2 separate regions of the Homo sapiens genome follow, and region 1 is linked to region 2. Evidence: chromatin loops called from intact Hi-C (ENCODE). Cell type or tissue: Caco-2. All regions are shown on one strand. Links, peaks and the distances in the headings refer to the core of each region. The heading gives the core; the rest is flanking DNA.

What was found. Peaks named below come from ENCODE experiments on the same cell type or tissue, not always from the same donor. Only the 100,000 strongest peaks of a DNase experiment are listed, where the experiment ranks them.
Region 1: a loop joins it to region 2, with 2.9 times the contacts of the local background. A loop is called at or near these places in 2 of 110 quality-filtered maps.

What each region holds. Positions count from the first base shown.
Region 1 is chr10:64,641,806-64,655,119 of GRCh38, reverse strand. All of the region lies in intron 4 of LOC124902439 (a long non-coding RNA gene), which reads right to left. Among named protein-coding and RNA genes, the nearest start is that of LINC02671, 280 kb to the left of the region's middle. RefSeq lists a silencer at 10,222-10,422. In Caco-2, for the core only: a CTCF peak has its summit at 6,008; a DNase peak (open chromatin) is centred at 6,039.
Region 2 is chr10:64,425,405-64,438,718 of GRCh38, reverse strand. All of the region lies in intron 4 of LOC124902439 (a long non-coding RNA gene), which reads right to left. Among named protein-coding and RNA genes, the nearest start is that of LINC02671, 490 kb to the left of the region's middle. In Caco-2, for the core only: a CTCF peak has its summit at 7,798; a DNase peak (open chromatin) is centred at 7,778.

The sequences.
Region 1 (13,314 bases), core at 2,208-10,207, 220 kb before region 2:
AAATCTCCGTACCTTCTCTCTGTTTTATCTTACATATCTATGAAAAATATTGCAGGTTACTTCTTTCCTTTGTATGTGATTAATTCACTAAATGTGCCTGTCATGGGAAACATCCCAAAATAATTTATGTAGCCAGCAGCTCATGAAAAATGGAACTGTGATCTTATGATGAAGAGTCCACTCACTTTCTTCTTAAGAGAACAAGACCAGCATATAGCATGAGTTTCTTCTAACAATAGGAAGTCAGTAACCACCAATTAATAACAAAATAACAGAAGACTGCAGAATAGAATATGCTATTCATAATTCCTGGAGATTCCCAACTATCTACCCCCCTGTTGGGGCCCCTGAAATTATTCTTATTGTGATAATATGGTCATAACTGCAGGTCGTGACCCATAATAAACCAAAGAAATAAACACCAGAACACTCCTGAAAATGCATCTCCTTGCCTACCTGAATTTATGCTCTGTTGCAAGAGCTTGCATAGCTCCGATAGTGTTCAGCATAACTGATTAAATAGGACCTCCGGTGAACTCCTTAATTGGTTAAGATGGAGAGAGCAGGGGATGGATATTTCATAGCATTATATAGAAACACTATGGGCTTGAATTGATTAAATAGCAACACCCTTCTACACTACACAAAAAGTTTCATGGTGCTGCGTAATGTAGATTTGTTTTCAGCTTAAACTCCAAAAAGAAACTGAATCTTCCCACTAGGGAGAAGCAAGAATATTATCAATGTTTTCACTCATAGGTGGGAATTGAACAGTGAAAACACATGGACACAGGAAGGGGAACATCACACTCAGGGGACTGTTGTGGGGTGGGGGGAGGGGGGAGGGATAGCATTAGGAGATATACCTAATGCTAAATGACGAGTTAATGGGTGCAGCACACCAACATGGCACATGTATACATATGTAACAAACCTGCACATTGTGCACGTGTACCCTAAAACTTAAAGTATAATAAAATTTTTTTAAAAAAAGAATATTATCAATGATCCTGCTATTACCTCATCAAAGAATGTTGACTGAGCAAAATCAGGGCTGAAGCAGAAGAGACCATTCACAGAGCCCTCACTTTAGAGACACAAAGTTATGACACTATGTGCCTATCAAAGAGCACACAATGTGGGTTTAGCATCATGTTTTGCCAACTGCATGTATCCTAAAGTTAAAGGATCTTTCCAGGTAATGTATCTACATTCAGATGTGAAGATTCAGATGCCTAAAGTCAACATAATCAAGTAATAATTACCATTTGTAGTATATAAAACTTATCAAATGAGGCTAATATCTGTTTGTGTAGGTAACGTATTAAATACAACATGATTTCTGTTTCTGACAATTTAGATATTGTGGGGGAAGAAATGACAAGGAAAAGAGTGCACGTGGTTTTACATTTCAATCCTGGACTGGAAATATTTCACTTGCTCCTCCAGATCCTTTGCCCCTTCTCCACTGTTTTGTCCCCTGAACAAACGTCAGCCTCTATGAACTGCATCAACTGACTCACCTGCCACCTGGGTTCCATTGGATCAAATCATAGTGCTAGCAGAAGATCATAGTGCAGGAGGGGAGCAAAGTTCTGTTTATTCCCTGGCTCCCTTCCTCTCAGGTCACTGGGGTCTTCATAGAGCTTTCTCTCCAGGTTCCACTAACTCTTCCTTCCTCTTTTGACTTCAAGCCTGTAAGTGATATTGACCCTCTTTGCCATCAGATGCTGCACCATTCCTGGTTGTCATCTTCCAGTGTAAATAATACCTTTATTTGCCTTCAGTTACCTAGTTTGAGTGTGTCATCTCCTTCTCGCCTGTATCCTGACTGCTACAGACACGAAAGAGCAGCTGTTCTTTTTCTCAAAACATTTTCAAATACTTTTCCTTTAGTAGAAGCATAGGCTCAATTCAGAAAGAGCTGCCAAAGAACATTAAGAGTCAAGATACAGGCGGAAGAAGCGGAGTCATACAAATAGATTTTGTTTAAATCAGGAATTCAGAATGACATTAAGAAGTTGGAGAGAGCTGTAAATATTACAGATAAGTAACTACTGGTGGGCATTTTGTCAATTTGATTAGAGCAAAATCTCCATAGCATTATTGTTGATAAAGACATGGTATTTAAAATAAATTTGAACAAACATGTATACAAAAAATATTAATTTCCTGCAAATTGTACCATAGGAGCCCTGATGTAAAAAAAAAAAAAAAACCCAGCAAAAAATAAGAGGAGCCCAAGGCAAACAGGAAATAAGCAAAGCTTGAATAATGTCAAAAAATCCAGACTGACTCAAGATATTTTCTTAGCTCTTTTAAGCTAAAATATTCCACCATTCCATCATGAGAAGGTCCATTAGATTATTGTATCAAAACCTGGTGGTAAATTTTTATAATGTTTTGCATATGTGTAGTAGATCACTTTTATATAATTTGTTGAGCCATTCATTTAATTTGAAACAACTGCCTTAACTTTTTTTTCTCTCTACTATGGCCCTGTCCCTTGACCTCCTCAGTGGGCTTCTGACCAAGCTGTGCCAATCAGAATGCTTCATCTGGGAACCTGGAATTAAGGTAAGAGACAGAATTACAGTTACACTATGTGTACAGAACATAGTGTGCAAATTTGTAAACCATGGGTAATCATCTATCCTCTCTGTTGTGGGTCCTCCCACCAGCAGACCAGCGATCCAGAGAAAGCTGGTCTGCTGAGGAAGGAGAATTAAGCTGATGTAGATGGGCAGAACACAAGTTGAGAGTAAGAGAGAGAGTGTCTTAAATTCCTGAAAGCTGCCTGCTTCCTCCTAGTAGTCTCTGGTGAGGACCAGGTACATTCCTGCCAAATTTTGGTTCTGCAAGATGATATATTCATATAACAAACAATGCTACATAATTTATTTTTTTCCTTCAGCTTAGCTTATATTGACTTCTGTCACTTGTAATCATAGTCACAATACAATATTAACTTTCCAGAGTGTGGATCCAATCTTTTTATCTCAGAAAGTAACAGCTTAAAGAATTCCTCCAAGATGGATATTTAGATTAGGTGAACCATACCTAAGGATTGTAGTCAAGATTCTTGAACTCTCTTCATCTAATTTGCCTTTGAGAGACCTTTTTCTTTATCTTGATTCAACACATTATGCTTTTATTGTAATGCAATCCAAGCACATATCAGGCAAGATCTTGAGAACTTTGGATTATAAGTATCATTCTACCTAAATAATTAAGTTGAAGAAAAACATAAGGATACATGGTGAAATACAGGCCAGTATGGAGCACGAAGGCTATCATTTCTTCCTGATTTATGATATGCACTCAGGAAGGCCCAACAGGCAGAAAGGTTAACCGTTTTTATAAGATCAAAATTGGGTTTTCTTGGTATAATAATAGGTAGAATTTATTGCATAGCTTTTGTACCTAACATTCCTCCAAATGTCCTACATTGATTAAATAATTTAACTTTTGCAATAACCCTTTCGGTAGTTACTATTTTTATCCCTATTTTACAAATAACTCAGTTGAAGACACAAGAGGTTACAAAACTTGTCCAAGGTGACACCACCATTAAAAGCTGAACAGTCATTAAAGGAAGGCGATCTCTCTCCCCAGCACTTGCTAGCTCATCCACTGTGCTAGCTGCTTCACATATATCATAAGCACAATGCATTTCACAAAACTGCCTCTGTGTGTGACTTAGGCCTAGGAAGAAATAGGGATTTCAGACAAAAGATACATACATCAAGTCCCAATAATGAAACTCTGATTTTTTGTATTACATTATTATGCATGAAATGCCCATCCCTTCCATATATTTAAAAAAGTCCTAAAACCAACATGCCAATAACAGTTACATTGAGGCAGTACTTAATGTCCTCCTTATATTTGTTCAAGTTATTTTTTAATAAAAAGAAAATGAAGAAAACCCTCATAACTCAGTAGCAATCGAAGCAAAAAATTATTTTAAAAGATACTGTTACAGTGTATATATTATACATGAAACACTGACTTTCAAACTCAGCAAAATATTTTTAATCCAGCCATATTGCTTCTGAGTAATTATCCTGGCTGTAAACACCAGTAAGTCAAATATAGGAAATGGTATGGCTTGATGTTGTGTTAACCAAGTTAATAAAAATTTTAAATAGCAGTAATAAGCTGTTGAGGAGAAAATAAAATGCTATGCTTATGGAGAGCCTAGTAATGACTCTGAGTTAGAGAATTGCAAAGAAATAGAATCAAACAGCCCTGTGCTACAAATTGCTGGAGATGTGGCACTGGTATTAGCGGTAGGAGAAAAGTCTTACTTACAGTCATATTGCTAACCATCCATATTAGGAGGCAGTTAACCAGGACCAGAATGCCTAGGTTCAAATACAAAGTCCATATTTTGGCAGAGTCATAGCTGTGGCATATTACTTAGTCTCTCAAAACTTAAGTTTTTACCTCTGTAAAGCAATGTTACTAATAAAACACACTTCTCAGGGTTGTTCCAAGGATCAAATAAAAATACATATAAAGTGTTTATCAAGATACAGAGAATATGGTAATTGCTCAACAAATATTAGCTAATGGTAACAGTAGTGAGCTTGGCTCTTTATCTCTTTTTAATTATATTAGTTTTGTTTACTTCGCTAGGAATATAACTGTTATATATGAAAAATATCAGCATCTTTGATATGAAGGAAAAATTACTGATGAAAGATTAAAGGCAAAGTAACAAAACACAAAGTTGTTAAATTAATAAAATAATTTATTATTTTATATGAAATAGAATGTCCTAGGATCAACCTGTAAATTAATACAAATATGCCACATTTCTAGCAATACCTCAGATATCAGCACATCAAGCCTTCTTTCACTCAACTAGCTAAAAGACAAGTGTTTGCCTAGAATCTACTTCTTAAGATATTCTTAAAAATTCTCAAAAAAGAGAATGTTCACTCTACACCCCCACAAGTCTCTGAAACCTGAGTTAGCATGATTTTATTCTGGAACACCTGAGTGAGTATGGAAGAAGATCACGCATCCAATGAGTTATTAGCTTCCACTTTGCTGTCTCTCTGCCCTGATGTCCACTGTCAACGCCCCCTTTTGACTCTACTGTTCATTGTCACTGTATTACCCAAGGTCAATCTCTGGTCTGACTGCAGTCTGGGACCTCTGGACCTCTGCTAATCATCACAACCCTTGGGCCACTGCCATTACCTATACTGCTGATGACTCCTCTAAAGCATTGAGCCTGAATACACCTCTCTTCAGTCAGTGGGGGAATGCCTTTCCTTCTGTGTCTCAAGTTGGCTTTGTCAAAGAACTGTAGAACTGTAGAGCTTCTGGTCACATTTCAAAAAATATCACTCAATGCTTATCCAAAATCCTTTCTCAATTTTTTCCTTAATAACAGAACAGGAAAATACACAACTAAACTGAACACCAAATACTCCTTTATCGCTAAGGGTGTTCCTGTGACCAAATGACCCTGTTCAGAGCCTATAGATGTACTTTGAAATTTCCAATGGGTGGAGCTTTAAGGAAAGAAAGATTACAAGAAAATTGCAATCCATCCCCAGTGGGTGGAGCTTTCAGGAAAGAATTCAGCCTTCAGCTTTTTTTCTCTTCTTCATTCTTTTTGTTTGAAATTAGATGAGATTCAGGAGGTACAATGGTCTTGTTGCTACCATGAGACCAAAAGCATAAAAACAAAATTATATATTCTTAGGATGAAGTACAAAAAAGATGGAAAGATCCTGGCTTCCTAAACATATCAATGAGCCATTGCATTAGTCTTGGACTATGTAACTCTAGACTCCTTATTGTTTGAGACTAATTCATTTCTTGTTCGTCTAATTTTTCTATTGTTTAGTGCCAATAGCGTTTCCAACAGGCAGAGCTTTTAATGACAGAATGTGTTCCTCTATACTTGAAACTTCTCCTTTCCCCAAAATAGAAATGGCTTACAGCTTGCACAAGAGCATATTCAATCATGTGATTACTGGAGTGGCCAGGGAGGGCATAGTTGAGCACAATTTCTTGCCCTGTGTTGACAGCACCTTCCACGCAATGATGCTGAGCCTGACCCAGTCTGTCATACTGTTTTCCTTACTTGAGGCAATTGGCTTTTAAATTCCAATTGCCTCTCTTACCAGGGCTCTCCTCTGAGATTTCTCTTCCATCAAAAAGAGATTTTGGCCAGGCACAGTGGCTCACATCTGTAATTCCTGCACTTTGGGACACTGAGACAGGTGGATGGCTTGAGCTCAGAAGTTCGAGACCAGCCTGGGCAACATAGTGAGACCCCACCTCTATAAAACAAACAAAACATATTTTTACAAATGAATTGCCAATGTGAACAATGTTCAGGAAACATCCTATAAGACTTCTGGGAATGTAACAGGGTAGCTGTTCTAACAACTCCTGAACCTCCCATCTAATTTAAGCAGTTTTCAGTTTCTGAAGTAGTATTGTTAGCCTGTCTCCTTGAACACACAAAGGATTTATGGATGGTATTAAATAACCGCACAGATCAACCTATTAGAATTTCAGCCTTGATCTGACCTAGACACTTTGAGGAATCCAAAATGTCTTTTCGGACTGGTAAGGTAGGAGAAAATTAGGTAAAGAAATCATTATATTGAAAACATTTTTATTAGATGATTCCATATATTTTCCCACTCATACATTTTGGTTTCATAATTTTATGATTAGGACTATGGCTATGTGTCTTACTTATATTTGATTTAATATTTTGTTAGAATAGCAGTCCTTACAGATACATATTTTAATTATTTATAGGCTAAGTATCTGTTTATCTAAAACATTCACATATTTACTTCGAACATTTTAAAAAATCTATGATTAAATATAAACAATATAATTATTGAAAAGTATAACTTTCAATGTTCAATTCCTCCCTCTAATAAGAAAAAAAAACACTTTCACAAAGTCCCATTTATTTTCCTATAATATAGATATGATCTCTTATTTCCTAGCTTGTTGGTTCTCTAACTTGTGAAAATCACAGATAACCACCTTTAGGTTTAAAAACAATATTAAATTCATGCTTCAAAATAAGGTGAATTATTTTAATGTAATTATTCTAGTGGTTTCAATGTGGAATCAGTCAGAAATGAATAATAATATGCAAAATTGTCAAAATAGCTGAGTTTGGACAAAAGAAAGCCAGACATTTCTTGAATTCTTCTGTTGCTATGTTATGCTCTAAGAAACAGCACATTTAATTCATACAGCACTCCCACTGACTTCTTCATGAACACTGAAAAAATCTGTTTCAAATAGAGGTAATTAGTCAGTGATTAAGAGACAGAGGATAATTAGTGCAAAAGAGAAATGACTTTGTTTGTATAAGAGCTGCCAGTCCAAAAGAAAAGAAGCCTTAGGAAAAAACTTTTTAGAAGAAGTATCTAAAGTTTTAAGGTTAATTGATTCCAAAGTTAAAAGTTCAAAACTATCAGCACAAAAGTAGAAAGTCAGGCAGTGTAAGTACACCCTTAAATGTGTTGTTCACACTACTTGGAACACTCTTTCCCATGACCTCACTTGACTGTCTCCTCATCTGATTCAGGCTCATTTACAAATGACTTCTCTTCCAAGGGGGTTCCCTGATTATTCTAGCTAAAGTAGACCTCAACTATTTACCCTGCCTTCTCTTACTCATTTTATTCATCAGAATCTGGAATTTTATCATGATTCATTTTTTTCTTGCCAATTATCACCTGTCTCTCCCATTAGAATATAAGTTGCATGAGGACAGAGTGCTTACCATGTTCTCCACTAAATCTCCAACACTTATAGTAGTCCCTGGCACATATTAGTTGACCAAATATTTGCTGAAAAAATGAATACCTGAAGGAGTTTCTTTCTTTACAAAGATCTTTATGGGGGTTAAAAGTGTTGTCTGTTGTAAAAGATTTTCTTCTCAGTAACAGCTGTATGAGATTTTCAGGTATATCTTGGAATGATGCTTAGAATTCATGTGAATTATTTGCCTGATCTTTCATTAATAAACCCTGGATTCCACCTCCTCTCAGAAGACTTCCTATTAAGTAGAAGTAATCAACTCCACAGTTGTGCTCTAAAAATGCCTTGTTCATTTGTGCATGTATCTCCTTCAATAGCAAACCACTCAGTGGTGAGGATTATGGCCGATTTGTCTTTATCATTGCCTCAATACTTAATACTGCATGTAGCATCACTGTCTGAGAAAATCACATCGCATGACTAACTCAAAACATCACTAGACACAAAATCTCTTCCCATGAAAACATTCTCTTTTCAAATACTTAATGAAGTGCTCTGTCCAATACCAATGCTGCCCAAATCTAAAGCCTCGCCCCTTAATATGACACACTTTTCTTTATGGTCCACTGGATGGCCATCGCTGCAGCTGAATGATCAATACAGTTAGACTATTTTCACAACACAATTTTTAAAATAACAGTTGTCACTTACTATATTAGCTGACCTTTTCTAGGTGCTCTAGCATCCACTCACCCCAAACCAACTAGATAATAAAAACAATATATGAATAGCATTGGTAAGCCAATAGAAATTGCTGTAACTTCTTTTTGCCTGCCCATCCTCCTACTCTAAGCAAGCAAGTTTATTTTCCATTCAGCCCCAGAAGCTCACATGTGTCTAAAGATATAGTATGACCCAAACCTCTCCATATCAGGAAAAACACTGAAGAGAGTTAAATAAAATTCTTACAATCTTAATTATGAATACAAACTATAAATGAGTTTAATGTCTGCACATTTTCGTATTATCAGAAGTCTGAAACAAAGTCACTGTAACTAACCTTCCACCTTGTCTTTGTACATTAATATTTTAGATTGCAGATTAAAATGTACATTTGAGTGAAGCTATTTCATATTTGTGGTGTATGCCAGAGACTATAGAACAGAAAATGGAGTTGAAGTTTCCACAGATGTTTATAGATGTATAAAAGGAATTTTTAAATTTACTTTTGAAAAGTCAAATATATATTCTTTTTAGTGAATAATGTGATTATCTTTTAATAAACCTCTCATTTCCTGGAAAAAATAAACACTTTCTAATTATGCCAAGAAATAAATAGAAGTGTATTTATATCAAAGCATAAGAGAGATTTTTTTCCTAAAATTATTTCTTAGAAAAAATAGAAGTCATGTTATGTTTGCATCTATATAAATACTCTCCACATAAATATTCTCATAGAACAGGGGCATGTTTAATATGACATTTTATAGTGAAGAATATGGCACTTATCTAAAGAGATATTCATCTAAAAATCCTATATAAATGCCACATTTGGATGACTATAGCAATTATTTATTTGTTTTCACTATGTGTAGTGAAAACAAAACAAAAAGATAAAAATGAAAATAGCTTTCAAATTTAAAACACACATAATAATTTTAGGATTCTGATCTTCACAATTTCAAATGCTGTATATGGTCATACACAAGCATTTAAAATCAATTTTAAAACAGTATAGGAGAATGGGTGCAATGCAGACCTGGAGATCTTTTTAGGTTCAGTTTCACATTCATTCACAAAAAAGAATGGGTCTAGTTGGCATCAGATTCACTTAAGAGGATTCAGGACAGGACATGCAGCTTCTCGGGTGGGCAGTGTTGAGCATTCTCTATCAAGAAGAGTGGACCTCACAGCAATCCATACAGCAGTCCACACAGCCCCACAGAGATAGTTCCGAAGTGAGAAAAACTCACATTTGTCAAGTTCAAGAGGCAGCCTGGCTTAAAAGTCTCATTCTCCACAGGAAACAATTTATTGTAACAACCCATAGGCATAACTTATGGGGGTCCTGGGAGCACACGCCCAGTTACAAGAATCATCACCCTTAGGGAAGCCCAACAGTATAGTGCTGCAGTAAGTCACTTGTTGTTCACTTAGAGTCTCTCTCAGTATAAATGCTATTTGCCAATCTGTGATCATTTTAATTTTAACCAATGTTGTTAATAACATGTTCTTCCATTTTAGGTTTCTAGGGAAAGAGATCTAGAAACCTAACTAAAGCTCATATTATCATGCAGAAAGGAAAAGTTTTTCTTAGCCCGTTACCCACAGATGGATTTCAGTGAAGGAAGAGTAACATGTATCACACAAACCCTCTTGCCAAAAATATTTATAAAGTCTAGGAAAGCAATATTTTTAAAAATGAAACTGTTGGAAGGCATTAGAGAACAGCCGAAAGTGGACAGAACCTTGTGAGGAAACAACCTTATGAAAAAAGAAATAAATTCGGTGAGATCTGTATAAATCCAGCTTTTATCCTGGGGCATGCTTTAGTTTGTGTACTGCATGGGAGATAAGGCACAAGCAGAAAACAGAAGTTCTGCTGGCCTAAGTTGTGAAAGATCAGAGCTCAAGACTTCCATGAGGCAGAAAATGTATGCTGATTTTAAGGAAAAGAAAAAACTGCAAGGAGAGAAATCCTAAAATCCACATATTCTTTTAATATTCTCAGCTGATGCTGAACTGAAAACACAGTGGGAAGACCCCCAAAACTCCATCAAAACTCACCATGAAGGCTGCAAGAACTGAGCAGATTTTGGTAGTTATCTAGCATTTGGGTGATAAAGTTTGAGATCAAATCCCACTAAGTTAAGGAGATCTAATAAACACAGTAGGCCTTTCACTGAAAACAAAGAAGAACCCAAAGCTAGAAGTAAGCATCACGTTCCTGGATTAAGCATACATGTATGGTATTGATAATGCTTAAAAATTCTACAAAATGAAGGTGATCCACCACTAATTTTACTCCTTACTAAAACAAACTCTGTGCTCTTCACAGAGAGATCATGGGTCCAAACTCTATTTAAAGTACCATGCACATTGTTTAATATGAAGTCAAATATTATTCGGCACGAATAAACAGGAAATTGTATTCTAAATAAAAAATATAGTCAGTAAAAATAAAGTATTAGATAATTTAGATCTTAGAATTGCCATGAGATATTTAAATAATAATAGTATATATTTTAAAGAATGTACAGGAAATTGTAGATATAATGGGTAAAGACAGGTAATTTGGGGATAGAGATAGAAATTAAAGAAAAAAATGGAGCTCTAGGATTAAAAATTCAATATCTGAAGTATGAAAATTATCTGAGCTTCAGCAAGTCATCATCTTTTGCTGGTGGAAGGTCTTGCCTTGATGTTAATGGCTGCTGACTAATCAAGACATGATTGTTGAACACTGGGGTGGCTGTGGCAGTTTCTTTTCTTTTTTTTTTTTTTTTTTGAGACAGAGTCTCTCTCTGTCACCCAGGTTGGAGTGCAGTGGTGTGATCTTGGCTCACTGCAACCTCCGTTCCCTGGGTTCAAATTATTCTCCTTCCTCAGCCTCCCAAATAGCTGGGACTACAGGCATGCACCACCACACCCAGCTAATTTATTTTATTTTATTTTTGTTGTTGTTGTTGTTGTTGTTGTTGTTGTTGTTGAGATGGAGTCTTGCTCTGTCTCCCAGGCTGGAGTGCAGTGGCGCGATCTCGGCTCACTGCCAGCTCTGCCTCCCAGGTTCAAGCCATTCTCCTGCCTCAGCCTCCCGAGTAGGTGGGACTACAGGCTCCTGCCACCATGCCCGGCTAATTTTTTTGTATTTTTAGTAGAGACGGGGTTTCACCATGTTAGCCAGGATGGTCTCCATCTCCTGACCTCGTGATCCGCCCACCTTGGCCTCCCAAAGTGCTGGGATTACAGGTGTGAGCCACCACGCCCGGCCTGTCACACCCAGCTAATTTTTGTATTTTTAGTAGAGACGGGATTTGGCCATGTTGGCCAGGCTGGTTTCGAATTCCTGACCTCAGGTGATCTGCCCACGCTGGCCTCCGAAAGTGCTGGGATTACAGGTGTGAGCCACCATGCCCGGCCAGCAATTTCTTTAAAGAAGAAAACAATAAAGTTTGTTGCATCAATTGTCTATTCCTTTCACAAAAGATTTATCTGCAGCATGTGATACTGGTTGACAGCATTTTACCCACAGAAGAACTTCTTTCAAAATTGGAGTCAATCCACTCAAACCATGTTGCTGCTTTATCAACTCAGTTTATGTGATATTATAATATTTTGTTGTCATTTCAACAATGTTCACAGCATCTTTACCAGGGGTAGATTCCATTTCAAGAAACCATTTTCTTTGCTCATCCATAAGAAGCAATTCCTTATTCATTCAAGTTTTATTATAATATGGCAGCAATTCAGTCACATCTTCCAGCTCCACTTCGAACTCTAGTTCTCCTGCCATTTCTACCACATATGCAGTTAGTTCTTCCACTGAAGTCTTGAATCCCTCAAAGTCATCCATGAAGATTGTCAGCGACTTCTTCCAAACTCCTCTGAATGTTCACTAAAACCTTCTCCATATCAGCAATAAGGCTGTATTGCTTTCTAATCATTTGTATGTTCACTCGAGTAGCGCTTCTAATTTCCTTCAAGAACTTTCCCTTTGCATTCGAAACTTGGCTGTTTGGTACAAGAGACTTAGCTTTCAGTCTGTCTTAGTTCCACACAAAACTTAATCATTTCAAGCTTTTGATTTAAAGTGAGAGGCGCCTAGCTTTTTTTTTTTTTTCACTTGAACTCTTAAATGCCATTGTAGGGTTATTAATTCACCTAATTTCAACATTGTTGTGTCTCAGGGAATATGGAGGCCCAAGGAGAGGGACAATTATGGGGGTACTGAAAAGTGGAGCAGTAAGAACACATGCAACATTTGGCCAGGCACGGTGGTTCACGCCTGGGTGGGAGGCTGAGGTGGATGGATCACTTGAAGTCAGGAATTCGAGACCAGTCTGGCCAATATGGTGAAACCCTGTCTCTACTAAAAATATGAAAAAATTAGCTAGGTGTGCTGGCACACACCTGTAATCCCACCTACTCAGGAGGCTGAGGCAGGAGAATCAGTTGAACCAGGGAGGTGGAGGTTGCAGTAAACTGAGATCATGCCACTGTACCCCAGGAGTCTGGGCAACAGAGCAAGACTCTGCCTCAAAACAACAAACAAACAAACAAAAAAACCGACCACATACAACATTCATCAATTACGTTTGCCATCTTATATGGGCATGGTTCATAGCACCCCAAAACAGTTACAAGTGTAATATGAAAGATCACCATAACAGATATAACAATAATGAAAAAGTTTACATTATTGTGAGAATTATCACAATGTCACACAGAGACACAAAGTGAGCACGTACTGCTGGAAAAACGGTGATGATAGACATGCCTGACTTAGGGTTTCCGCGAACCCACAATTTGTGGAAAAAAAAAAAAAGAAAAGAA
Region 2 (13,314 bases), core at 3,414-11,413:
AAGAGGGCTTCATCCCTGGGATGCAAGGCTGGTTCAACATATGCAAATCAATAAATGTAATCCAGCATATAAACAGAACCAAAGACAAAAACCACATGATTATCTCAATAGATGCAGAAAAGGCCTTTGACAAAATTCAACAACGCTTCATGCTAAAAACTCTCAATAAATTAGGTATTGATGGGACGTATCTCAAAAATAATAAGAGCTATCTATGACAAACCCACAGCCAATATCACAATGAATGGGCAAAAACTGGAAGCATTTCCTTTGAAAACGGGCACAAGACAGGGATGCCCTCTCTCGCCACTCCTATTCAACATAGTGTTGGAAGTTCTGGCCAGGGCAATCAGCCAGGAGAAGGAAACAAAGGGTATTCAATTAGTAAAAGAGGAAGTCAAATTCTCCCTGTTTGCAGATGACAAGATTGTATATCTAGAACACCCCATCGTCTCAGCCCAAAATCTCCTCAAGCTGATAAGCAACTTCAGCAAAGTCTCAGGTTACAAAATCAATGTACAAAAATCACAAGCATTCTTATACACCAATAACAGACAAACAGAGAGCCAAATCATGAGTGAACTCCCATTCACAATTGCTTCAAAGAGAATAAAATACCTAGGAATCCAACTTACAAGGGATGTGAAAGACCTCTTCAAGGAGAACTACAAACCACTGCTCAAGGAAATAAAAGAGGATACAAACAAATAAAAGAACCATGCTCATATTGATTCTTGCTACCCATGCTCATGGGTAGCAATAATCAATATCGTGAAAATGGCCATACTGCCCAAGGTAATTTATAGATTCAATGCCATCCCCATCAAGCTACCAATGACTTTCTTCACAGAATTGGAAAAAACTACTTTCAAGTTCATATGGAACCAAAAAAGAGCCCTCATTGCCAAGTCAATCCTAAGCCAAAAGAACAAAGCTGTAGGCATCACGCTACCTGACTTCAAACTATACTACAAGGCTACAGTAACCAAAACAGCATGGTACTGGTACCAAAACAGAGATATAGATCAATGGAACAGAACAGAGCCCTCAGAAATAATGCTGCATATCTACAACCATCTGATCTTTGACAAACCTGTCAAAAACAAGCAATGGGGAAAGGATTCCCTATTTAATAAATGATGTTGGGAAAACTGGCTAGCCATATGTAGAAAGCTGAAACTGGATCCCTTCCTTACACCTTATACAAAAATTAATTCAAGATGGATTAAAGACTTAAATGTTAGACCCAAAACCATAAAAACCTAGGCAATACCATTCAGGATATAGGCATGGGCAAGGACTTCATGTCTAAAACACCAAAAGCAATGGCAACAAAAGCCAAAATTGACAAATGGGATCTAATTAAACTCAAGAGCTTCTGCACAGCAAAAGAAACTACCATCAGAGTGAACATGCAACCTACAGAATGGGAGAAAAATTTTGCAACCTACTCATCTGACAAAGGGCTAATATCCAGAATCTATGGTGAACACAAACAAATTTACAAGAAAAAAACAAACAACTCCATCAACAAGTGGGTGAAGGATAGGAACAGACACTTCTCAAAAGAAGACATTTATGCAGTCAAAAGAGACATGAAAAAATGCTCATCATCACTGGCCATCAGAGAAATGCAAATCAAAACCACAATGAGATACCATCTCACACCAGTTAGAATGGCGATCATTAAAAAGTCAGAAAACGACAGGTGCTGGAGAGGATGTGGAGAAATAGGAACACTTTTACACTGTTGGTGGGACTGTAAACTAGTTCAACCATTGTGGAAGACAGTGTGGTGATTCCTCAGGGATCTAGAACTAGAAATACCATTTGACCCAGCCATCCCATTACTGGGTATATACCCAAAGGTTTATAAATCATGCTGCTATAAAGACACATGCACATGTATGTTTATAGCAGCACTATTCACAATAGCAAAGACTTGGAACCAACCTAAATGTCCAACAACGATAGACTGGATTAAGAAAATGTGGCACATATACACCATGGAATACTATGCAGCCATAAAAAATGATGAGTTCATGTCCTTTATAGGGACATGGATGAAACTGGAAACCATCATTCTCAGCAAACTATCACAAGGACAAAAAACCAAACACCGTATGTTCTCACTCATAGGTGGGAATTGAACAATAAGAACACATAGACACAGGAAGGGGAACATCACACACCAGGGACTGTTGTGCGGTGGGGGGAGGGGGGAGGGATAGCATTAGGAGATATACCTAATGCTAAATGACGAGTTAACGGGTGCAGCACACCAACATGGCAGATGTATACATATGTAACAAACCTGCACATTGTGCACATGTACCCTAAAACTTAAAGTATAATAATAATAAAATTTTAAAAAAAAGAAACTGAGTTCTTAAAGCCCAGTTCAGCCACATAGAGTGAACTTTGTAGAATTTTTTAACGAAAGTTTATTGTTGATTTCTTCACAGATTTTAGGAACCAATCAATCACTTCCTTTGTGGATCAGCGTGACAAAGGTACACATTGGTTCCAAAGACTCAAGAGAGGAAAAAGTAGATTTCAGGATCAGAGCTAGTCTAGAAATATTAACCTAGCAACCCTTATCTAAGCACATCACTCAGAGAATAAAGGATTGCACAAACCGCTACATACACTATACAATTCAACCTATGTGGTTCTGCTGTGACTTGCTTTAGGAAGCCTGAAAATATTGATACAATTCTTATTTTTCCAGTTAGTTATTCAAATACAAATCTGTCAATATTTGAAGAAATACCAGTTTCTCCCCTCCCTCCCTTTTTCTTTTTCTTTTTTTTTTAAGACAGATTCTCACTCTGTTGCCCAGGCTGGAGTGCAATGGCACGATCTCGGCTCACTGCAACCTCCGCCTCCTGGGTTCACGCCATTCTCCTGCCTCAGCCTCCCCAGTAGCTGGGACTACAGGCGCATGCCATCACGCCCAGCTAATTTTTCATATTTTTAGTAGAGATGGGGTTTCACCGTGTTAGCCAGGATGGTCTCGATCTCCAGGCATCGTGATCCACCTGCCTCGGCCTCCCAGTTTCTCCCTTCTGAGATGCATTCATCTAAATTATCTAAGAACCTAAGTTGTTGACTCAGGTCCAAAGAGATTTGTTCAGTTTACAAAACCAACTGTAGTTTCAGTCCCCTCAAACTACAGAGAAGGACTAATACTTGTCAAACTACTGAAAATTTGATCTATGCATTCAGAGGGCCACATGCACACTGCTAATGTGATGTCTTTGTAGATTCAACTGCTGCTGTCAGAGTTCAGGACATGCTATCCCCCAAATATGGCACCTTAGCATTTGAGAAAACAGCAGAAGCAGGAAGGTCTCTCTGACCTTCTCCCACCATGCTCTCTGGAAGCAGGCCAGAAAACCTAGGAAGGTCTCTCTCTGACATTCTCTTTCACTTCTCCCCTGAAGAGTTCCATGTGCCCTTTACCCAAAGGAAAGGAATGTCATACAGGGACATCAAAAATAACTCTGAAGAAGTTTTTTTTGTTTGTTTGTTTGTTTTACTTCTGAAGACCTTGCTAAATCTGAGGACCTTGCGCTAAATCTGAAGATCTTGCTAAATCCACCCCTCCTAATTAATTAACATTAGATTGTACCCTTTTGTCCTCCAATCATACTTCTGCGTGACTGTCCATAAAAATACACAGATCTTCCCATTTCTTTCGGTCTTCATTTCTGAAGGCTTCTGGGTCATATAAAACATATATTAAATAAATGTGTATGCTTTTCTCTTGTTAATCTGTCTTTTGTTACAGGAATCTTAGTCATGAATTTTGCAAAATGTAATGAAAAGAAATTACTTTTTCTTCTCTATGGTTTTTGGTGACAAACAGGAAGCAAGACTCTGCTCACTCCTGAGCCTACAGATGAGATCTTCAGACAATTGAAAAGATTATTTTTTCTTCCCTACGCTGCTAATGTCACACTCCAGTTCTCCAAGCTGGTAGCTCTTTTAGTTCATAATCTCATATTTAGACATTTTTTATCAAAGGCAGGTTAAATCTGGAGTGACCTTTTGTCTTAGCCATCATTATGCAAAACAAGTCCTACCACCTATACTTGGGTTATTTATTCTGTCTAAACCCACAGTGATTTCCCCCTTCTTGTCAAGGCACTGAGGTCCAAAGGACCCCAAAGGGGTGCTTTCTTGTCAAAAGGCCTCAGTGAATCCTTGTTCCAAGTAGGAAAAATGCCTACCTCATTTCCAGTGAGTAGCTCTACATCCCAAGTAGTACTGTGAAGGTCTTTATCATGACATAAAAGTCCTCATGGGCATGGAGTGCTATTGCCTTATGCATAACGTAAGGATGACTTTAAATATCTTTTTCATAAATAAATTCTCCAGTCTGGTGTGGCGCCTCCATTTTGGACATGGAAGAGAGTAGCATAATTATTCATTATATTGCATTCATTTCATAATGTTTTTAGATCTCCTCTACTACTTATTTATTATCCTCAGAGAATTGAGAATATAAATAGATCTTTCTAGTAATATTAAGGAGAGTTCATTAAACATGGGTTAAGAGAATCAATTGTGATCTTCGGTCTAGTCACTGTGTTCTCTCTGGTTAGGTGAGGTAAGAAGTATTAGCTTACAAAATTGTGCCCTCCCCCCATCACCAAGGATTAGCCTCATAAATTATTTGAAGAATCTGTAGTATTTAATTTTAATTTTTTGATTTTGAAATAATTTTAGAGTTATACAAATGCTTCAGTTTTAGTATACCCATCATGCAGCTTCCCCTAAGATCAGTTTATCTAGACATAGTATAGAGTTATTTAAACCAAGACATTAACATAGAAGGAATACTGCTAACTAGCCTAAAGATGACTCACATTTTATCAATTGTTTCACTAATGGCATTTTACTGGTCTGTGATCTAATCCAGAATCCCATAACAAAGTCAGTTGTCATGTCTCCCTAGTTCCAACAGAGGACAGTTCCTCAGTCTTTATCTTTCATTACCTTGACATTTGAGGAGTACTGTTATTTTATAAAAAACAGAGTTTTGTAGTTTGAATTTTTTTATTAATTCATTTTTTGGCAAGAACACAACAAAAGTATTATTTGCAGAAAGGATATTGTGTCCCCTTACAACACATCATATCAGGAGGTACAGGATGAGGATATTATTTATTACTGATGATTGTAAAATTACCACTTTATTAAAGCAGTGTCTACAAGCTTTCTTCACTATAAAGATATCACTTTTTCTTGGAATCAATAAGCACCTTGGGAAAAGTTACTCTGGGAACATGTAAATACTCTGTTTCTGTTCATAATTTTGTTCATTAATTTTAGCATGCATCTGTGATTTTTGCCTGCAACGATTATTATTGTGATGTTTACCAAAGGGTGATTTTCGATTTTTGATGGAAATAGACAGATTCCTTTTACTTTAACTAGTTAGAATTCTACCATAAAGAAAATAAAGAAAATTTATCCCTTCTTTTCTATTTATTTATCTAATTATTATTTAGACTCTTACGGATATATAGATAATTATTTTAGTCTATGGGTTATATCACTCTAATTTATTTTTCTCAAAGTGTCTCAGATTTGGCCTTTGGAAGTCTTTCTTGTAAATTTCTATGTCCTTTCAACAGTCTCCCATCATTTTTTGAGCACTTTGTTTTCTAGCACAACAAAATATTTTGGGATCATTTCTGTGCTATTACTAGCACATGGTAAAATTTCATTCAACAATTTTCCTGGTACTGGGTTGTCATTGTTTCCCAGTCTACTCAGTTGATGGAGTTAATGTACATATATATATGTATATATACATAGATTTATATGCACATGTATTATATATACATATATACATATAAAAATGTATGTATATATACAATATGTTCAAATATTACATATCCCTCTATATGGAAACCTATAAAATTATACATATGTGTACATAAATGTACACACACATATGAAAACATATACATCTAAGAGTCATTTAGTGTGCATGTGTTTATAGAGTGTGGATAAATAGGTAGATTATTTATATGAGAGGAAGAGAGAGTAGGTGGGTTCGTCTTCCCTTTTTACTTATTTCTAAGTCCTTTCTTTGAGTGAGAATTCAGCTCTAATTATTTACCATATAGGTGCTTATTTCTTCAGTCCTGATATACATATAAAGTACTTTCATAATTGTTATCTACAGTTCTATGAGAAACAAGTTTACTAACTAGAGTATTATATTTGTGTGCAGCTCTTTTGGTCTTTAACCTAAAAAGTATATAGTCAAAATGCTGTTTTCCAAACCGACTTAAGGTTATTTTCTTCGCACAGTCTTTACTGTGGTAATGCTATTAATTTGTAATTGATTTGATTTGTTACGCTTCATATTTCATCTTCAGTTTCCCCCCTGTTAAAATTCTGGTTAATTTTAATTGTTTATATTTTGGGATATGTGAAGGATCACCATGGTTTAAAGCATCAAAACTATTATAAAAATATGTATTCATAGAAATGTCACTTCTCCCTCATCTCTTCTGCCTCATTCTTATTTGCCCAATATTTCCACACTGTTTCTACACATCCCCTGTAATTAACCAACCTCATTAGTTTCTGGTTACTCTTTGTATTTCACTTTGCACATTTTTATAGAAATATATTTTAAGAAATGTCTGGTAATATCTTTTTTCATTTTTCAGCAGGTTTTCAGATTTTTGTCTCCTCAATTTTAAAGAGTTCTTTATATATTAGTATATTAGCCATTTTTCTAGATTACGTTGAATATTTTCAGCACGTTTGTCAGTTATCTTTTGGCAATTTTCTACTTTTTCTGCCATGAAAATATTTTATAGTTATGTAGTCAAATTCATCAATCTTTCCTTTTATTGCCTCTGAATTGTGAGATGGTCTTTCCCTAGATGAGAGTTAAAAAACAAGTTACTCATGTTTTCTTTCAGTAGTTGTACAATTACATGTTTTGCATTTAGATCTCTGAAACTTTTTAAGTTCCTTCCTGTGAATGGTGTGAGAAATAGATCTAACTATGTCATCTTCCAGTGGCTATCCATTTTCCCACCACCATTAAGTCAATAGCCCATCATTGTCCCAGTGACAAGAGATGCCGCTTTTATCATTTACTACGTTTTCATAGGCATTTGGGTCTATTTCAAGACGTTAAATATATTTCACAAAACAAAAAAAACAGGCTTTTTTGTCTCTTCATCCACAAGTACCACCTGATTTAGTTGCTGTGCCTTAATAATGAGCTTAAATTCCTAGTAGGGCTAAACCTTCTCATAGTGTTTCTTTCATAGTGTTTTCTTATCTATTTTTGCATGTCGCTTTTTCATATTTAAATTTCTATTTAATGTTACTTTGTCTAACTTCATAAAAAGCTTCTTTGTATTTTTATTGGGTGTTAAATTTATAAACACAACTTTGATAGAAATGACATCTTTATAATACTGGGTTGGTCTAGCCAGGAACTGTGCATGTCATTCCATTTATTCAAGTCTACTTTTTGGCTTTTAAGAGGGCTTTAAACATTTTGTTTTATGTTTTTTGTTTTTTTATTTTTAGTAAAGGTAATACCTTTTAAATAGGGCATCTTAGCCATCTGTGCTGCTGTAACACAATACCATAGACTGAGTAATTTATAAACAACAGAAATTTTTTTTCAGTTTTAGAGACTGGGAGGTCCAAGGTCAAGGTGCTGGAAGATTCAGTGTCTGGTGAGAGCTGCTCTCTGCTTCCAAGATGCCGCTGTAATGCTGCATCCTTTAGAGGTGAGGAATGTTGTGCCCTCACATGGCAGAGGGCAGAAGTGCAAAAGGGACAAGCTTCCCTCATCAAGCTCTTTTATAAAGGCAACTAATCCCATTTACAAGGGAAAAGCTCTCATGGCCTAATCCCTTCTTAAAGGCCCTACCTCTTAATTCTATCATATTGGCAATACCTGAATTTTTCAGGGAACACATTCGAACTATAGCATAGGCTTATTGATTTCTGTATGTAAATTTGATATTATGCCATCTAACTGAATTATTTTATTGTTTACATTATTTTTAGCATTGATTCTCCAGGGTTTTCCAGGAGTCTATCCTATCAGGTGAAAGTAGAGATGTTCCTATTTCTCTTTACCCATACTTATGCCTCCATGAATTTCTCTTATATAAAAGTAGTATAATGTTAAATACTATCAGAGATTGTGGACATATTTGCATCTTTCTTGAACTTAGTGAAAATGCCTAGTATACATTTTCATTACATAAAATACCAGTTTTATGACAAAGATATATAGTATATGTTTATATAAATGTATATTTGTATATTTTATATATACACACACATATACACATATATGTGTACACACATATACACATATATGTGTACACACATATACACATATATGTGTACACACATATACACATATATGTGTACACACATATACACATATATGTGTACACACATATACACATATATGTGTACACACATATACACATATATGTGTACACACATATACACATATATGTGTACACACATATATTATCATCTTTAAAAAGTGCCCATAATCACTATTTTCTTGAATATTTTTTAGCAGGAAGTGGCTTTGAATTTTGTTGAAGGCTTTTTGTAAGCAACTATGAAGATACATGTCTTAGTCTGTTCAGGCTGCTATAGCTAAATACAATAAACTGAGTGGCTTATAAACAACAGAAATTTTCTAATAGAGCTGGAAGCTGGAAAGTCCAAGACCAAGATCCTGGCAGATTTGGTGTCTAGTGAGATCTTGATTTCTTATTCATAGATAGCTCCTTCTAGCTGTACCATTATATGGTGGAAGAGGCAAACCAGCTACCTTAGGCCTATTTCATAAGGCACCAATCCCATTCATGAGGACTTTGTTCTCATGATCTAATAACCTCCCCAAAGCCCCACCTCCTAATATCATTGTCTTCGGTTATAGGATTTCAACATATGATTCTGGAGGGAACACAAATATTCAGACCATAACAATAATCATATGATTTTTAGATGTATTAATATAGTATATGCTCTTAATAGGTTGCCTAATATTTAACCACGTTTGTATTTCTGGAATGAAAAACACTTGTCTGCGATGTATTATTTTCTTAATGTGGCACTGGACTCCATTTCTTAAGGTTATCATATGTTTATATTGATATTCAGAATTGATACTGGTTTACTTTTTGTACTGTTCTTATCAGCTTAAATATCAATGTTACTTACATTTGTCCATAAAAGGAAATAAGTTTTCATCCATTTTCAGTGATCTGGAACAATGTATAGTGTATTGAGGCCATTTTGTCTTTGATAGATTTATAGAATTCTTCTTTAAATCCTACCTGGTCTAGTACTTTTTAATTGAGGGGAGAGTGGCAGGGTTTTAATAATTATCCTTACTTCTATGGAAATTAGACTATTTGAGCTTTGATTTCAATAGGCTCACAGCTGGCTCATGCGTGTAGTCCTTTAAGAGGCTTTAAGAGGCCAAGGTGGGAGGATTGCTCAAGGCCAGGAGTTCCAGGTCAATGGGGTCAACTTTAATAATCTGCACTGTTTTAGAAAATAATCAATCTCATTAAGATTTTCAAATTTATTTTCATTCAAGCCTTCAAAGAAGCATATAACAATTTAAAAAAAAAAAAACCTTTCTTTTGTTTCAATGTCTGTTTCTCCCTTGTCATCTCTCCTTTGTATAATTTTTCATTCTTCATTTTTCTTGGTCAAGTCATTTAGCAATTTATCCATTTTGCTAATTACAAAACAGATTTTTGACTTGTTAATTAGGTCTATCACTTTTTTCTTTTCTTTATCTCACTAAATTCTGCTTTTCTTAAGCTTTTAGTAACTTTGTTATTTCTTTCCTCAATTTTTTAGCTGAATAATTAAATCATTCATTTTCATATTTTATTTTTACTGAAAAAATTATTTAATGAAATGTATTTTTCTCATACCACTACTTCAATCATATTTCTGATATGTCATATTTTTTCATTTTTTAAAGAAATTTTGTAATTTCAGCTTATATTTTCACTTCAACCAAACATTTATTAATTGAAATTTCCAGATGCAAGAGACTTTGTATTTTGTTTTGTTAATAATTTAGAATTTTATTTCATTGTAATATGAGATTATTGTTTATAATATTGCTATTTATGGAACTTACTATTTTTGTGACATTGTATATGAGTAAATGTCACAAATTTTCTAAAAAATAAAACATTTGTACATTAGTCTTTCTCTTAGCCCATTTGGGCTGCTATAACAAATTACCATAGTCTGGATGGATTAAACAACAAATATTTTTTGCTCATAGTCCTAGATTCTAAGACGTTTAAGATCAAAATGCTAGCAGATTCAATGTCTGGTGAGGAACTGCTTCCTGGTTTATAGATAGCTGTTCTCTGTCCTCACATGGCAGAAAGCGTGAAGGAGCTCTCTGGGTTCTCTTTTATAAGGGCACTAATCCCATTCATGAGAGCTCCACCCTCACAATCTACCTCCTAAAGGCACCTAATACCATCACACTGAAGGTTAGTATTTCAACATATGGAATTTTAAGAAGACACAAACAGTCTATGGTACTCTGCCAGTTACTTCCATCTTTATTATACATTTTATATATATGATATATATAATATTTATAAAGCCAGATACCACTCTAATTTTTGTACCTCTATATGATAGTTTATCTTTTGGCCTGGGGCTTTGAAGATTTTTTTTTAATCAAAATTTTTACAAGAGTATGTCTTTGAGTTCATCATTTTGGGTAAATTTTTCCAAATACCCAAGCAGCCTTTTTATTTATTTATTTATTGTTGTTGTTGTAGTTTTCTGAGGAGTGTTACTGTGTCTGGAGTGCAGTGGCGCAATCCCAGCTCACTGCAACCTTTGCCTCCCAGGTTTAAGCGATTCTCCTCGTTCAGCTTCCTGAGCAGCTGGGATTACAGGCCTGCACCACCACACCCAGCTAATTTTTGTATTTTTTTCATAGAAACAGAGTTTCACCATGTTGGCCAGGCTGGTCTTGAACTCCTAACCTCAGGTGATCTGCCCGCCTCAGTTTCCCAAAGTGCTGGGATTACAGGCAAAAGCCACCGTGCCTGGCCCTCAGGCAGCCTTTTTAATATTTACCTTTGGGACTGGTAGTAGTGTTAGAAAGTTTTCCCGGGTTATAGTTTTAAATATTAGTACTGTCCCATTATTTTGTTTTTCCTTTTCAGAGAAGGAATGTTTTTCTTTCTTAGGCTATCTTTCACTTCCTCTATTTTCTCTCTGATCCTTCTTACATTTTTGTTCGCTCATATTCATTTTCTTGATTACTTTATGCTTTCTTCCATGCCTTCTATTTTATTTTTATTATATTCCCTCTTGAAAACATTGGATATTATAATTTATTACTGATATAATTTTGCCATTGTCTTCCCTTGTTTCCTTAAGTTCAAACAACTCTTCATTTATTTCTTATTGTATTCATTTCTGTGCTAGGATTTTAATTTCTGATTCATGGTAGTTTTTCATATTCTCAAATGCTTGTGATATATTCAATTCAGTTTGTGGTTTGTTTTTCATTTAGTTTTGTTTTCGCCATTTTTTTTTTCATTTGTGGTTGTTTATGTGGAGAGGGCATTTTCCTCTGTTGTGTTGAATCTCATTTTCTGATTTTAAAATAAAAACTGTATGAATCTGTTCATATTTTTTCTCTTCATTTTTGTGCTATTGGGGTATTTTCTAAAATGACTAGTTTTATGGCACCCTCTTCTGTCATCATAACTAAATGCAGACACTAGCTGATTTCTGTTCTTTTGATTTGATGGTGGGGATGCGATTGTATGTTCTTTGGGGCTTTTGGGCCCTCTTGTTTCGTAGGACCCTGAAATATTCATCTTTTTTTTTCCTTTTACCATTTATCACCTAACTGATTAAAAAAAGTTGTATTTACTTGCATTCATTTTTGCATTTTTCCCCCTCAGAAGCTACAAATTTCAAACATTGCATGCATTTTAAGTGTCTTCCCTATGGTTTATGTTCTGATATATCAGAACACTTTTTTTGTATTTTCAGAATTAGATTGTACTTAATCTTTCTGACAGTGGTTTTTAGGACAAGTTTATACCTGTTTATTTGATTCTTTCTCCATTCCTCACAGTTTTTCTGAATCTACCTTTGCTTGCCACAAAGTCTTGGGGAAGGGAAAGGGTGGTAAGGACAGTAAGATCATTCACTGGGATTTGGTAATTTTTTCTGTTTTACTTACTATCTGATTAAAGTTTGGGAATTCGCTGTATTGAAGTTCTGCAAATTGAGTTTTTTGTAACTTTATTTTTCTTTTCTTGTTGTTCTCTATTGGTTTTGGAGGAAACAAACTTTGGGAAACATGGACCTAACTGGCTATCACTGTCTTTAAATATCAGAAGTCCTCACCTTTAATATTTTATGTTATCTATGCATCTTTGCCCCTTTCCTCCAGTAGCATTAGAATTCTGACAAAATTCTTTTACATTGTGGCCTATGGCCACAATGGCCTAGGAACAGCTTATGCTTTGTTCTTACTTTCCCAGGCTGAACATTATTTGGCTTACACAATCTGCCTTTCTATAGTATTTAAATCCAGCAGCTCTGGGGCAAAAAAAAAAAAAAAAAAAAAACATGAAAGCAATATGGTCAATAAGCAGTTACACAGATAATGCTGAATTGCTCTGTGTCCAGCTCTAGCCAGACATAAGTGCTACTATTACTATGCTGGAAATTGTTCGCATTGTAGGTAGCGAATTATAATATGCCTTAGCTTTCCCATAATGCTTTTATATTATAACAGAACCTGCATTTTTAATCACAAACATAAATTATGTGTGTAATGCAAGTTACTTTACTCTACAGAATAGCCAAGGTCCTGAATGGGGAATCTCTGGGCACCAAATCCCATCTTCCCACTGCCCATGCATATGGACCCCTCAACAAATATCTGTGGCTCATACACACTTTGCAAATATATATCCTCTTAAAGTAAGACAATGTATGAAAGACATATTAAAATGAGATTCATAATATATAGAAAAGTTTTAGTAAGCACAATGCATTCTCCAAAGTTCACGAAGAAAACTGCAACTTACTATGTATTACATTTGAAAATTTTTCTTTGAAAACTATTCTTACTGAATAATAAACAAATGCTCACTATCCAAGCAGTGCTTGTCATCTGTGAAAAAAATGTAAACAAATGAATAAATAATATATAAATACAGTGAAAGGCTTTCAAACAAGGGAATTGAATGCTGCAGGCCTTGTAATGCC